Regions from separate parts of the Homo sapiens genome. Here region 1 is linked to region 2. A link is a contact called in ENCODE Hi-C data. All regions are on one chromosome and are shown on one strand. Each heading gives the region's core, a stretch centred on a gene start or an enhancer-like site at or near the end of the contact. The rest is flanking DNA. Distances are from core to core; before and after follow the strand shown. Region 1 holds the start of ULK1 (unc-51 like autophagy activating kinase 1). Region 2 has its middle 43 kb from the start of LINC02414.

The links. A loop is a pair of places that touch in the nucleus more often than their neighbours do. Pooled maps may share reads with other maps.
Region 1: a map of naive thymus-derived CD4-positive, alpha-beta T cell shows a loop between it and region 2 (6-fold over the local background). The contact joins the promoter of ULK1 here to the enhancer-like site in region 2. A Hi-C loop is called at or near these places in 1 of 168 maps with a recorded cell type or tissue (naive thymus-derived CD4-positive, alpha-beta T cell), 1 of 37 single-sample maps with no recorded cell type and 7 of 50 pooled maps.

The regions. Positions count from the first base shown.
Region 1 is chr12:131,889,680-131,896,750 of GRCh38, forward strand. It overlaps ULK1 (unc-51 like autophagy activating kinase 1), which reads left to right and starts at 4,943. Exons shown (of 28, transcript NM_003565.4): 1 at 4,943-5,433; 2 at 5,922-6,014; 3 at 6,104-6,145. The coding sequence starts at 5,323. LOC124903059 (a long non-coding RNA gene) reads right to left here and starts at 4,479. Exons shown (of 2, transcript XR_007063538.1): 1 at 4,168-4,479; 2 at 3,379-3,896. RefSeq lists silencers at 4,613-4,662, 4,693-5,202, 6,270-6,419, 6,345-6,639, 6,610-6,669 and 1 more.
Region 2 is chr12:131,601,794-131,608,804 of GRCh38, forward strand. No RefSeq gene overlaps it. Among named protein-coding and RNA genes, the nearest start is that of LINC02414, 43 kb to the right of the region's middle. RefSeq lists enhancers at 2,028-2,568, 5,852-6,041. Within about 2 kb of position 2,843, at least 4 of the 41 ENCODE cell types and tissues checked have a DNase peak (open chromatin) inside an H3K27ac peak, as active enhancers do.

The sequences.
Region 1 (7,071 bases), core at 3,693-6,192, 290 kb after region 2:
CCAGGGAGGGGAAGGAATAAACAATTGTTCTCCTTGGCGGGTCCGGATCTTAGGCAGATAAAGAAGCTTTGACTTTGGGAGAAGTGGGGGGAGGCTGGAGAGACCTTGAGCGTTTCTTTCTTCAGTTCAGCGTGTGAAGGTGCCCTATTTTGGGATATCAATTACTGAGCCCCAACATTACAACATAGATGAACCTGGAGAACATCATACTCAGTGAAAGAAGCCAGTCACAAAAGCGCAAATACTATAGGATTCTACTTATATGAGGTTTTCAGAGGAGTCAAACCCACAGAGACAAAAGCAGAAGAGAGGGCCAGCCTCCATGGCTCACGCCTGTAATCCCAGCACTTTGGGAGGCCAAGGCGGGCGGATCACCTGAGCTCAGGAGTTTGAGACCAGCCTGGCCAACATAGCGAGACCCCATCTCTACTAAAAATACAAAAATTAGCCGGGTGTGATGGCACACACCTGTAATCCCAGCTACTTGGGACGCTGAGGCAGGAGAATTGCTTGAACCCGGGAGTCGGAGGTTGCAGTGAGCCAAGATCATGCCACTGCACTCCAGCCTGGGTGACAGAGCAAGACTCTGTCTCAAAAAACAAAAACAAAAACAAAAAACAAACAAAAAAGAAAGTAGAAGAGTGGGTGCCAGGGGCTGAAGGAGGGGAATGAGGAATGAGTCTTTAACGGGGACAGAGTTTGTTTTGGAAGCTGAATGAGTTCTGGAGCTGGATGGTGGTGACGGTTATACAACAATTTTTTTTTTTTTTGAGACAGAGTCTCGCTCTGTCACCCAGGCTGGAGTGCAGTGGCGCGATCTTGGCTCACTGCAAGCTCCACCTCCCGGGTTCATGCCATTCTCCTGCCTCAGCCTCCTGAGTAGCTGGGACTACAGGTGTCCGCCACCACGCCCGGCTAATTTTTTGTATTTTTAGTAGAGACAGGGTTTCACTGTGTTAGCCAGGATGGTCTCCATCTCCTGACCTAGTGATCCGCCCGTCTCGGCCTCCCAAAGTGTTGGGATTAGAGGCGTGAGCCACCACGCCCCGCCTCAACAATGTTTTTATAGAGACAGGGTTTCACCATGTTGCCCAGGCTGGTCTCCAACTCCTGGGCTCAAGCAATTCTCCTGCCTCGGCATCCCAAAGTGCTGGGATTACAGGCGTTTGCCACTACGGCCGGCCCACAACAATGTGATTGTACTTAATGTCACTGAACTGTGCACTTAAAAATGGTTAAGATGGGCCGGGCGCGGTGGCTCACGCCTGCAGTCCCAGCACTTTGGGAGGCCGAGGCAGGTGGATCATGAGGTCAGGTGTTCAAGACCAGCCTGACCAACATGGTGAAACCCCATCTCTACTAAAAATACAAAAATTAGCCAGGTGTGGTGGCGTGTGCCTGTAATCCCAGCTACTTGGGAGGCTGAGGCAGGAGAATCACTTGAACCAGGGAGGTGGAGGTTGCAATGAGCCGAGATCGCGCCATGGCACTCCAGCCTGGGTGAAAAGAGCGAAACTCTGCCTCAAAAAAAACAAAACAAAAAAAAACAAAAACAAACACATTCTGAGGCTGGGTGTGGTGGCTTATGTCTGTTGTTTAATTTTATTTATTTATTTATTTATTTATTTTGAGATGGAGTTTCACTCTTGTCTCCCAGGCTGGAGTGCAATGGTGCGATCTCGGCTCACCGCAACCTCCGCCTCCCGGGTTCAAGCGATTCTCCTGCCTCAGCCTCCCGAGTAGCTGGGATTACAGGCATGCACCACAACACCCGGCTAATTTTGTATTTTTAGTAGAGACAAGGTTTCTCCATGTTGGCCAAGGCTGGTCTCGAACTCCTGACCTCAGGTGATCAGCCCGCCTCGGCCTCCCAAAGTGTTGGGATTACAGGCGTAAGCCACCACGCTGGGCCGATGGCTTACGTCTATAATCCTAACACTTTGGGAGGCCGAGGCGGGAGGATCACTTGGGCCCAGGAGTTTGAGACTAGCCTGGGCAACATAGTGAGATCTCATCTCTACAAAAAATACAAAAATTAGTAGGGTGTGGTGGCGTGCACCTGTAATCCCAGCTGCTTGGGAGGGTGAGGCAGGAGGATCACCTAAACCCAGGTAGTCAAGGCTGCAGTGAGTGGCGATTGAGCCACTGCACTCCAGCCTGGGTGACAGAGTGAGACCCTGTCTCAAAAAAAAGAAACTGTGGTACATATACACCATGAAATACTACACAGCCATAAAAAAGAATGAGATCATGTCCTCTGCAGCAACATGGATGGAGTTGGAGGCCATCATCCTAAGCGAACTAACACAGGAACAGAAAACCAAACACTACATGTTCTCACTTATAAGTGGGAGGTAAACACTGAAAATATACGGGCCGGGCGCTGTGGCTCACACCTATAATCCCAGCACTTTGGGAGGCCGAGGTGGGCAGATCACGAGGTCAGGAGATCGAGACCATCCTGGCTAACACGGTGAAACCTCATCTCTACTAAAAATACAAAAAATTAGCCAGGTGTGGTGGCGGGCGCCTGTAGTTCCAGCTAATCGGGAGGCTGAGGCAGGAGAAAGGCGTGAACCTGGGAGGCGGAGCTTGCAGTGAGCCAAGATAGCGCCACTGCACTCCAGCCTGGGCGAAAGAGCGAGACTCCGTCTCAAAAAAAAAAAAAAGAAAATAGGACACAAAGAAGGGAACAAGAGACACCAGGTCCCACTTGAGGGTGGGAGGGTGGGAGGAGGGAGAGAGGATCAAAAAACTACTTATCGGGTACTCTGCTTATTACCTGGGTGATGAAATAATCCGTTCATCAAACCCTGTGAAACATAATTTACCTGTATAACAAACCTGTCCACACACCACTGAACCTAAAAGTTATAAAAAGAATAAAAAATTTAATAAGACCGCACAAAACAAAAAAGAAACATGTCCTTCCTCGGTGGGCCTAGTAACGGTTTCCAAATGCAAATCCCATCTTGCCATCCCACCCTCTCCTAAACTCTTCCTGGGTATTTCTTTGAGTTTGGGGTGAAGACCCCGTTAGCTTGGCTTTCCAGGCCAGGGTGGGCTGGGCTGGGGTTCCCTGAGTACTTTCCAGGAGTACAGGCTTCGCCATCTCTAGCAATCTCGGCCCTCACGGTCTGCCCTGATCACCTCAGCACGTAGCCACCTGTTCACTCATTTTTCTCTTGCAATTTTGCCACGGGTGGTGCAATCTTTGCTCTTCTTGTCCCCCACCCCTAAGCGCTGGGAGCTCCTGCAGGCGGGTCTTGTTCTCACTGTGTCAACTGCAGCACTTACCTCGCAGCGTGTGCTCTCTGGGCAGGCCGGTGTGCAGCAGGCACTCCAGGATGTGAGTGAATGCTATGGCTGACTACGGGGCACTGTGGAACCTCTTTATTGGGAAAACAAACATGGTGGGCCAGGAGACCTCTTGTCCCTTCCAGCTCGGTGGCTTCTGGCCCCCAGTCCAGGGTCGGGAGTCTGTGTGTCCTGCGGCCTGGAGGATGAGCTGGGTGCAGGTAAAAGGCATCCAGGACTTGCTGATCCAGCCCAGGGCATCAGGCTGTCCAGCTGCTGGGCTGCTCTGGGAGGCAGCATGGAGGGTCCTGGCTGAAGTGTGTGTTTCTGGGCTGTTACTTTAGGACTGTACTGAAGGCTGGGTTGGTGAGCATTGTTTAGAATCATGCATTTGCAAAAGCAGTGCTTGCACGTGGTGAAAGCCATTCCAACTAGCGCGCAACGTGTACGGTGAACAGCACTAACTTTTCCCCGGTCCTCTCTCCCAGAGCAATCGCTGTTGGCTGTGTCTTCTGTGAGTGAGCCCCCGGGCTCTTTTGGCTGCCGGCGGTGTGACTTTGGACACATTCTCCAACTTTTCTCCGCCTTGATTTCCTCATCTGTAAAACAGGGACATAACAGCAAGTGCCTCGTGGAATCATTGAATGGATGCACTAATCGCTGGAAAGTGCGCTGCTTGGCCTAAGTGATGAGTTAGCTGTCATTATAGTTAGGAACGACCATGTACACATTACAGGCGTTTCACACACACACACATCCCAATCCTACCGCTTTCTTAAAACGACAGACAGTACAGTGCCCTGTTCCATATTTTGCTTTTACTTAATTATAATCTTTGGAGAACTCACCCTTGAGCACAGGTATATTTACCTCTGTGCAGTGTTCCACAGGACCGATGCGCAGCCCATCTAGCTAACCTTTCCTCCCCAGCGGATTTATGGGCTATGTCGTTGGTTTGGGTGACAACTTTTTGGTCTACAATTTTTTTTTTTTTTTTTGCAATTTGGCATTATGGAACTCAACTTTAAATGCCTAACCTCTAACTCAGCCATTCTATTTCTAAGAATTAATTCTGCGCAGTCCCCCGTTTTGGGAACATTTCCCACGCCTGTTCTCCATTCTCCTGTAGAAGGGGAACAGGGAGCGGGAAGGAGGGGAACAGGGAAGGGGAGGGAGGGGAACAGGGAGGGGGGACAGGAGGGAGGAGAACAGGCAGTGGGGGCGGGAGGGGAGCGGGGGGGAAGGCATGGGAGGGGGCGGAAGGGAGGGGGCAGGGAGGGAGAGAGGTGATGGGAAGGGGAAAAGGAGGGAGGAGGACGGAGAGAGGGGAAAGGAGGGAGGGGAGCAGAGAAGAAGCGGGGCGGGGAAGGGGCGGGGAAGGGGCGTGGAAGGGAGTGGGGCAAGGAATCAACACTGAGCCCCGTGGCCCGCTCCCGGGTCAGCGCGCCTCTCTGCTCTCACCGGGGCGGGTCCGCTGTTGGCCCCACCCACTCCCAGCCCACCCGGCCCCGCAATGGCCCGGCCCAGCCGCCCACCCCCCCGACAGGCCCCGCCCCATTCCCCGCCCCCCGTCTGTTCGTCACGCCCGGCTCTGCCGCTCCGTCCCGCAGGCCCCGCCCTCATCCCGCCTCCCGGCCCGGCGCGCAGTGCGGCTGCGCGGGCGTCTCAGGCTCTGAGGCCCGGGCGCCGCGGCTCTTTTGTTTCTCCGTTGGGGCCGAGCCCGGGCCCTAGTTGGAGCCGGAGTCGGAGTCGGAGTCGGATCCGGATTCGGATTAGCAGCCCGGGAAGAGTGCCGTGGCACAGGCGCCGGAGGGAGCGCGACCCTCGGACCCCGCCTGGCCCGCGGGGCTGGGACCCGGCCCCGGCCTGCCCGATGGGGCGCGCGGCCCCGGAGATGCGCCCTCGCCCGGCCCCGCGCCCCCGGCCCCGCGCCCCCGGCCCGCCCGCCCCGGCCCGCGCCTCCGCCTGAGTCCCCCGCGCCTTGGCCCGCCACCCCCCGCCCCGCGCCCCCGGCCCGCCTGCGCCATGGAGCCCGGCCGCGGCGGCACAGAGACCGTGGGCAAGTTCGAGTTCTCCCGCAAGGACCTGATCGGCCACGGCGCCTTCGCGGTGGTCTTCAAGGGCCGCCACCGCGAGGTGAGGCCCCCGTCCGGCCCGGGATCCCCCGCCCAGGATCCCCTGCCCCTGCATCCCCGCCCCGAGATTCCCCGCCTGTCCCGGGACCCCCCCACGCCTCCCGAGAGCCCCACTCGACTTTCCAGGCCGACCCCCACCCCAGGATCCCCACCCCGCGACCCCCAGCCCGACTTTCCAGTTCAGACTCCCGCCCCGAGATCCGCTGCCGGGCTTTCCAGCCCAGATCCTCACTCCGAGACCCCCAGCCCGACTTTCCTGTCCAAACCCTCACCCCGGGACACCCCGCAACCTGGTCCCACAGCCGGCTTTCGAGGCTGGATCCCTACCCCAGGACCCCCAGCGCGATCCTCAACCTGGCTCCCCACTCGGCCTTCCAGTCCCGGGATTCCCAACCGGGATCATCTCAGGGCCCCACCTGTGTGGACTGGGGTCTGGGGGAGGCCTGCGAGGGGCAGCCCTGGCCTTGAAGGTGCACGTTTGGCTTTCAGAAGCACGATTTGGAGGTCGCCGTCAAGTGCATTAACAAGAAGAACCTCGCCAAGTCTCAGACGCTGCTGGGGAAGGAAATCAAAATCCTGAAGGTGAGCCAGTGCTGGGGGAGGGGGCGTGGGCGTGGGCGTGGGCAAGCCCCCCTCCCCACACTGATAACAAACTTGGGTTTCTGTCCTAGGAACTGAAACATGAAAACATCGTGGCCCTGTACGACTTCCAGGTAAGGCCTCTGGGCTGCGGTCTGCTGGGGACCGGGCTGGGGGACTGTGGCCCCAGGTGCTGGATCCCCTGGTGAGCACTGGTGTTGAGCCTGTCCAGGCTGGGGTCTACTGGGCCCCTGGAGACTCCACCCTGGGTCCAGGCCTGGGCTGGTGCTGGCTCTTGCTGTGACTTCCCCAGCTGTGAGACCGGGGAGGGGGTGTCTGGGCCGCAGGGCGCCCCAGGGCAGGGCTGAGTTCTCCTGAACAGGCATCCCCTCCCCGCCGGGCGTCAGTCCTAGGGGCCCTGCCTGAGTCCGGCGTCCCCGGCTGGCCCTGGCAGCACTGCCGGCCTGGCCCACCTGTCTAGGCCGTGTGTTTGTTGACATTGCTCCTGCGGCCGGCATTGGCCGGCCTCGCTCTGCGTCAGACGGGGCGGGGGAGGGGCCGCCGGAGACTCCTGCTCGCTGGCAGTCAGGGCCGGGCCGGGGCACAGGCGGCTGCCGCTGGCTGGCCAAGGAGATGACCTCGGGCCCGGCTGGCCCCAAGAAGCAAGCGGTGGGACCAGCTGGCTTTCGTGCTGCCTCCGTGTCCCGGGGCCCAGGGCAGGCAGGGCTGGGGCTGTGGGAGCCAGGGTGCCGTCCTGGGGACCAGGAACCTGAGGCGGGAGATCCGCCCCGCCAAAGTGCTGACTAATGGCTCTGTGACCTGTTTACTGAGCCCAGGGCCCAGCCCCTGGCTGAGGGAAGGGCTGGCAGGCCGTGTTTTGGTGGCCTCCTCCGTCCGCCTCTCAGAGCTTTGCTGTGGCCTTGGGGACCGAGGCTTGTCACAAGGTGCCGGGTGGGGGGGGCCCAGGTCCAGCGAGTACCTGGAAACCCAGGCACACTGTGTCCTGGAGCTGGGCCATCCCTCCTGCTGCTTTTCCCGCCCTCTTCCCACCCCTTTTCTC
Region 2 (7,011 bases), core at 1,593-4,092:
AGTGGATCTACCACTCTGGGGTCTGGAGGACAGTGGCCCTCTTCTCACAGCTCCACTAGGCAGTGCCCAGTGGGGACTCTGTGTGGGGCCTCCAAGCCCACATTGCCCTTCCACACTGCCCTAGCGGAGTTTCTCCATGAAGGCCTCACCCCTGCACAAAATTCTGCCTAGACATCCAGATATTCCCATACACCCTCTGAAATCTAGACGGAGGTTCCCAAACCTCAGTTCTTGACTTCTATGCACCCACAGGCTCAACACCACATGGAAGCTGCCAAGGCCTGTGGCTTCCACTCTCTCAAGCCATGGCCTGAGCTGTACCTTGGCCCGTTTTAGCCATGGCTGGAGTGGCTGGGATGCTGGGCACCATGTCCTGAGGCTGCGCACAGCAGGGGGGCCCTGAGCCCCACCCACAAAATCATTTTTCCTTCCCAGGCCTCCGGACCAGTGATACGCAGGGCTGCCGTGAAATTCTCTGACATGCCCTGGAAACATTTTCCCGTTGTTTTGGTGATTAACATTCGACTCCTTCTCACTTAAGCAAATTTCTGCAGCTTCAATTTCTTTCCAGAAAATAAGGTTTCCTTTTCTATCACATCGTCAGGCTTCACATTTTCCAACTTTTATGCTCTGCCTCCTCTCGAATGCTTCGCTGCTTAGAATTTTCTTTTCCTGGATACCCTAAGTCATCTCCCTCAACTTCAAAGTTCCACAGATCTCTAGGGCGGGGCAAAAAGCCGCCAGTCTCTTTGTTAAAGCACAGCAAGAGTGACCTTTACTCCAGTTCCCGACAAATTCCTCATCTCCTTCTGAGACCACCTCAGCCTGGACTTCAGTGTCCATATCACTATCAGCATTTTGGTCAAAGCCATTCAACAAGTCTCTAGGAAGTTCCAAACTTTTGCACATCTTCCTGTCCTCTTCTGAGCCCTCCAAATTGTTCCAACCTCCACCTGTCATCCAGTTCCAAAGTCACCTCCACATTTTTGGGAATCTTTACAGCAGCACCCCCACTCTACTGGTACCAATTTACTGCATTAGTCTGTTCTCACACTGCTAATAAAGACATACCTGAGACTGGCTAGTTTATAAAGGAAAGAGGTTTAATGGACTCACAGTTCCACGTGGCTGGGGAGGCCTCACGATCATGGGGAAGGCAAAGGAAGAGCAAAGTCGTATCTTACATGGCGGCAGGCAAGAGAGCTTGTGTAGGGGAACTGCCCTTTATAAAACCAAGAGATCTCACGAGACTTATTCACTAGAATGAGAACAGTATGGGAGAAACCACCCTCATGATTCAATTGTCTCCACCTGGCCCCGCCCTTGACATGTGGGAATTATTACGACTCAGGGTGAGATGTGGGTGAGGACGCAGCCAAACCATATCAGTCAGGTACTCCAGCATTTCCACACGGTCTTGGGGCCCAGGTCAGGTACTCCAGTGTTTCCACACAGCCTCAGGGCCTGGGTCAGGTACTCCAGTGTTCCTACACGGCCCTGGGGCCCAGGTCAGGTACTCCAGTGTTTCCACACAGCCTCGGGGCCTGGGTCAGGTACTCCAGTGTTCCTACACGGCCCTGGGGCCCAGGTCAGGTACTCCTGTGTTTCTACACAGCCTTGGGGCCTATGTTAAGGGTCTCTGTTGTGTCCAAGTCATCACAAACTTAGCAGCATAAAACAACACATTTTCAGTCAGGTCTGAGTCCTGGCCCAGCCAACCCTGTCCTCTGTTCATGTCTCACAAGGCTGAAACCAAGGTGCTGTCTGGCCTTGTTCTCATCTGAAGGCTCAGCTGTAAGACCCATATACAAGCCTCCCAGGATGTTGGCAGAATTCACTTCCTTGCAGCTGTAGAGCTCACAGCAGCTTCCTTCTTCATACCCAGCAATGGGGAGAGACTGTGGCTGTGAATCTCCGACTCAGGGAAGGTCTAGACCTTTATTTTCCTTTTATAACAGCCATCATTGGGCCTGTTAGCTGAGACACCTACTTGTGGCCTCTTCAAGGGCCTGAATTTGCCCACAGCCTGGAGGCTCAGTTCCAGGAGTGAGTTGGACCACTTCCAAGGAGCTCATCTGATTAAACCAAGAACACACAGGATAATCTCTATTTTGATCAACTCAAAATTAACTGATTAGCAACTATAATTACATCTGAAAAATTTCTTCTTTGCCAAAAAAACCATAACCTAATCACAAGAGTGAAATTTCATCCTATTCATAAGTCCTCCCACACTCAACAGAAGGGGATTTCACAGGGCATGTATACCAGGAAGCAGAAATTTTGGGGCCATGCTTCCTAGCCTGGATTCTTTCCTCCACAGCACTCCAGGGAAGATCTGGGAGCTCAGGCTCATTAAACGCAGGGTCTCACTTTCAGTCAGGCAAACAAGCAAGTGGTTACAGCCTCTTCCTGCTGCAGGAAAGACCCTGCTCCCATGCTCCAGTTCCCCGAGCCCACCCTCCTGACGGCCAGGGAAGCCTGCAGACAGGACTAAAGCCCGGGGTCTCCAACCCACACCCCCGCCTGCCTGGAGCTCTTACACTGCTGAGCCCGTCACAAAGCCCTGTGCCCTCCCGCCGTCCCACCGTGCCTCTCCACTCAGCACTGGCCAGCTCTGCGGGGGCCCAACACAGCTCACTGTGCAACTTTTCAGAAGGAAAGAAAAACAAATCCCAGTGAGATTCAGAGAACCTCAGCTGCGTTTAAGAATTCCTACTACACCATTCACTATGACATTCTGTCTCAGCCAAATATCCTGTTGCCAGGGAAGAAAAATTAAATTTTAAACACGAGCTGCAGAGTAGGTGTCGGTGGATGGCAAGCAACGGAAACCGCAAACAGGGCTGTGCATCGCCGTCAGCCCGAACTGCAGATTAATTGCTTCTGGTGGAGGAAGCAGCTTAGATCTAAACATCAACTCAGCTCCGACAGAGCCTCGCGGAAATCCAGAGCTGCCTCTGGGATCAGAATTTTGAGGACCTCTGCTCCCTGCACTTGGGAGAGTCTTAACACAAAGAACAAAAAAATTTAAAAGTCTGAGAGAAGAAGGAATAAACCCCACCTTCAGAATTTTCTTTGATTTTTAAAAAATTGTAGTGTTTAATCCTAGTTCATCCAAAATAAAAGTGAGAGAGGGGTTTTCTCTGCATATCAAAATGTCTAGAAGGCTCAAGAGAAAACATTGCTGTCGGTGGGCACTGAGAACCATTTGCTGACCCACCGGGAACCGGGACCTGTCACTCACAGCCACCCCACCGGGAACCGGGACCTGTCACTCACAGCCCTTCTGTTACTGGAAAGGGGTCCTGATCCAGACCCCAAGAGGGTTATTGGATCTCATGCAAGAAAGAATTCAAGGTGAATCCATCAGGTGAAAGGAAGTTTATTAATAAAGTGAAGGAATAAAAGAATGGCTCCTCCACAGGCAGAGTGGTAGTGGGGCTGCTCCACGAATGATAGTTTTTTCCTGACTATATGCTAAACAAGGGTGGATTATGGTCTAGAAGCCAGGAGAAGCCCTCGGTTCTGGAAACTGCCCACCCCTTTCCCAGAAGACTCATGATTATTTATGGCATTTGTAAACCGTCATGGCGCTGATGAGCAGTAAGGATGACCCCAGAGGTCACTCATTGCCATCTTGGTTTTGGAGGGATTTGGCCGGCATCTTTACTGCAATCGGTTTCATCAGCTGGGTTTGTGACCTGTGTCTTGTGCCGACCTTCTGTCTCATCCTGTGACTTAGAATGCCTAACCTGCTGGGAATGCAGCCCAGTAGGTCTCAGCCTGATCTTACTCAGCCCCTGTTCAAGATGGAGTCATTCTGGTTCAAATGCCTCTGACACTTCCCTCACCTTTAACCCTGGAGAGGGTGATTCCCTCCTGACCCCACAGAGCCCAAGCTGAGTTCTACTTTGTTATTTTCAGAAGAGCAAACCTCAGAAACAAGAAAGCCCCTGCACCATCGACAATAATGTTTAAAAACCTCAACCCCAAGCAACTTCTTTTCATCCCCTTCTTTTCCCAGCAAGACTTTTTTAAGGTTCAAAAACAAGCGCAAAACAGCAGCAACAAAAAATCATCAAAATCCCCAGGGTTTTGGTTTTGTTTTGTTTTTCATTATTCTCCTGGAGCTTTCCCATATCTAATATTTTCCAACCTTTTCCTTAAGGACATTCCCCCAGGTTTCAGGACAGAAGCATCTCAACAGGTGTGGGAGGTCTTTTCTGCTAGAGAGTGTAATTTTGGAACTGTACTCACATTTCTTTCCAATCTGGGCCAAGGTCTAATTCAGACGCATAACTGAAAATCTGGGTCCACTAACAGTGCCTGTGATTGTCCAACGGGTTGTTCCTGCCCACTGCACAAATAAAGACCACGGCACTGCAGTCAAGAAAGAGTTTAATTGCCATGAGGCCGGCCACGCCATGTGGGAGATGGAGTTATTACTCAAATCGACCTCCCCAAAAATTCATAGATTGGGGTTTTTAAGGATAATTTGGTGGGTAGAGGGTTGGCAAGTGGGGACTGCTGACTGGTAGGGTCAGAGATGAAATCATAGAAAGTCAAAGCTGTCATCTTGCACTGAGTCAGTTCCTGGGTAGGGGCCACAAGACCAAATGAGCCAGTTTATTTTTCTGGGTGGAGTCAGCTGGTGCATCAGAATGCAAGGTCTGCAAAATATCTGAAGCCCTGATCTCAGGTTTTACGACAGTGACTCTGTACCGTAATTTCTAATCTTCTAATTCGTAAGTCAAGTCCCTAGGCAAGGAGGGGTTTTGTTTTGGGAAAGAGCTGTTATCATCTTTGTTTCAAAGTTAAACTAAGTTCCTTCCAAAGTAAGCTCAGCCTACGCCCAGGAATGAACAAGGACAGCTTGGAGGTGAGAAGCAAGATGGAGTCGGTTAGGTCAGATCTGTTTCACCGCCATAATTTCCTCAGTTCTAATTTTTGCAGAGGCGGTTTCATGCCCAGACAGAGAAACGTCTGACATCGTTGTGCAACCCTAGAATACTGTTGTGAAACTGTTCTTGTGCCCCATTTACCAACTGCACAAATTCACCAACTTTTTCAGACAATAGTCGTCTCTCAGTATCCTCGGGAGGTTGGTTCTGAGGCTCCCATGGATACCAAAATCTGAAGATGCTCAAGTCCCTTATATAAAATGGTGTGTTATTTGCATATAACCTAGGCACATCCTCCTGTATACATTAAATTGTCTCTGCATTCCTTATAATACTCAAGATAACACAAATACCGTGCCAATAGTTGTTATCACTGCTTTTTTATTTACTTTTGATTGTTGTATTGTTATTTTTATTGGGTTTTGTTTGTTTTTTGTTTTTTGAGACAGAGTCTCACTCTGTTGCCCAGGCTGGAGTGCAGTGGTGCGATCTTGGCTCACTGCAACCTCCACCTCCCAGGTTCTCCTGCCTCAGCCTCCCGAGTAGCTGGAATTACAGAGGCCCAAGACCACGTCCAGCTAATTTTTGGATTTTTAGTAGAGATGAGGTCTCACCATGTTGGCCAGGCTGGTCTTGAACTGCTGACCTCAAGTGATCTGCCCACCTCGGCCTCCCAAAGTACTGGAATTACAGGCGTGAGCCACCATGCCCGGCCCCAGGTTATTTTTTAATATTTTTGATCTGAGGTCCAAGGACATGGGGCCTATGGATATGGAGGGCCACGTCCATCTGTTTCCCCTCTCAGATTCTTCCCAGTCACCCTCTCAAACTTGCCAGTTGGTATTCTATTCCGGTTTAACTCTGGCATTAACTCATCTCAACCTAATCTCAGTGGAATCATAGAGGTAGATTTTGGATCCGACATTACCTGGGGGATTCTGTGGGAGTTAGGAGGAAGAGAAGTGAGTGTTTGTACAATCCACTGACAGCTATTCCTGTACTGCCTGTGTCTTCATTGTTTTGAATTTCTGTTTCATTTTCTATTTTTAAGCCTGTCTTGAGTCAGTTGAAATCAGATTAGCTGTCCTCTGAAGTTCCTTCCAGTTCTGAGAATCTGTGATTTCATTTAATATTAAACAGACTTGTGAGCAAACATGAAGGATGCGGAGGTATTTTATGAACTATAAACATACCAACACCAGTATGAGATTACTAATTCAACCTTTGTGTGTCTTGTGTATTCACACGGAGTACAGGTGCCTCAGGGAAGGGACCCAATGGTGTTGGGTCACCGGTTTCAGTGCATGCTCAGTATGACAGCCATAAGATCTCACTTTGCATGCAGTGGCTGGTCGGGTGCGGTCATCCGTGGTCACACTGCACCAGGGATGCCTTCAGGAAGGCTGTTCAGACCTTACAGAGGCATCTTCCCCTACACACAGAATTCCTTTTCTTTCTCACACACATGGTCCTTCAAGTTGTTTTCCAGACTTTTTTGTGTATAGGCCACGGATTCCAGCAGTGGTGGAGGGTGAGTCACTGTCACCGGTGGTAATTTATCATAGTTACCATGTTGGGAGGTTAGGAGGGGCTGGTTGTCATTCATCCATCCTCAGATTGTTTTTGTGATTTCTCTCAACATCAGTAGGTTGGGGTTTTTTTGATGAATTGTGTTTGTTTGTTTGTTTTTCTACCTTCCAAAAGTCTTTGTGGGATACTTCATTTTGGCTCTTTCATGTGTCTGGATGGTCTGACATTTTTGTTTTATTACAAAATTGAGCGGTAGAAACTGTAAATGAAGAATTTCACTCTTAGAAATGTCCAGCAAAGATCATTTAAATAGGTGAATAAAGAATTGAAGGTCCTCAGTTAGTAACATTACAGTCCTAGCATAAATTCTTCCTTAATTTTCATCTATGATGGGTTAGCTCTGATTAAAAATACCACTGGGGCTTGCGATTTTTACTTCTCTTCAGTTGCATTCGATATCAATTTTGTTTTAATTGTTTTATTTACATTTCATAGGAAATCAATGCAATGGACAAATGAGAGAGAAGCAAAAACACATTAATGGCATTTGTTTTTGCCATGTGACCATTTGAAGCAA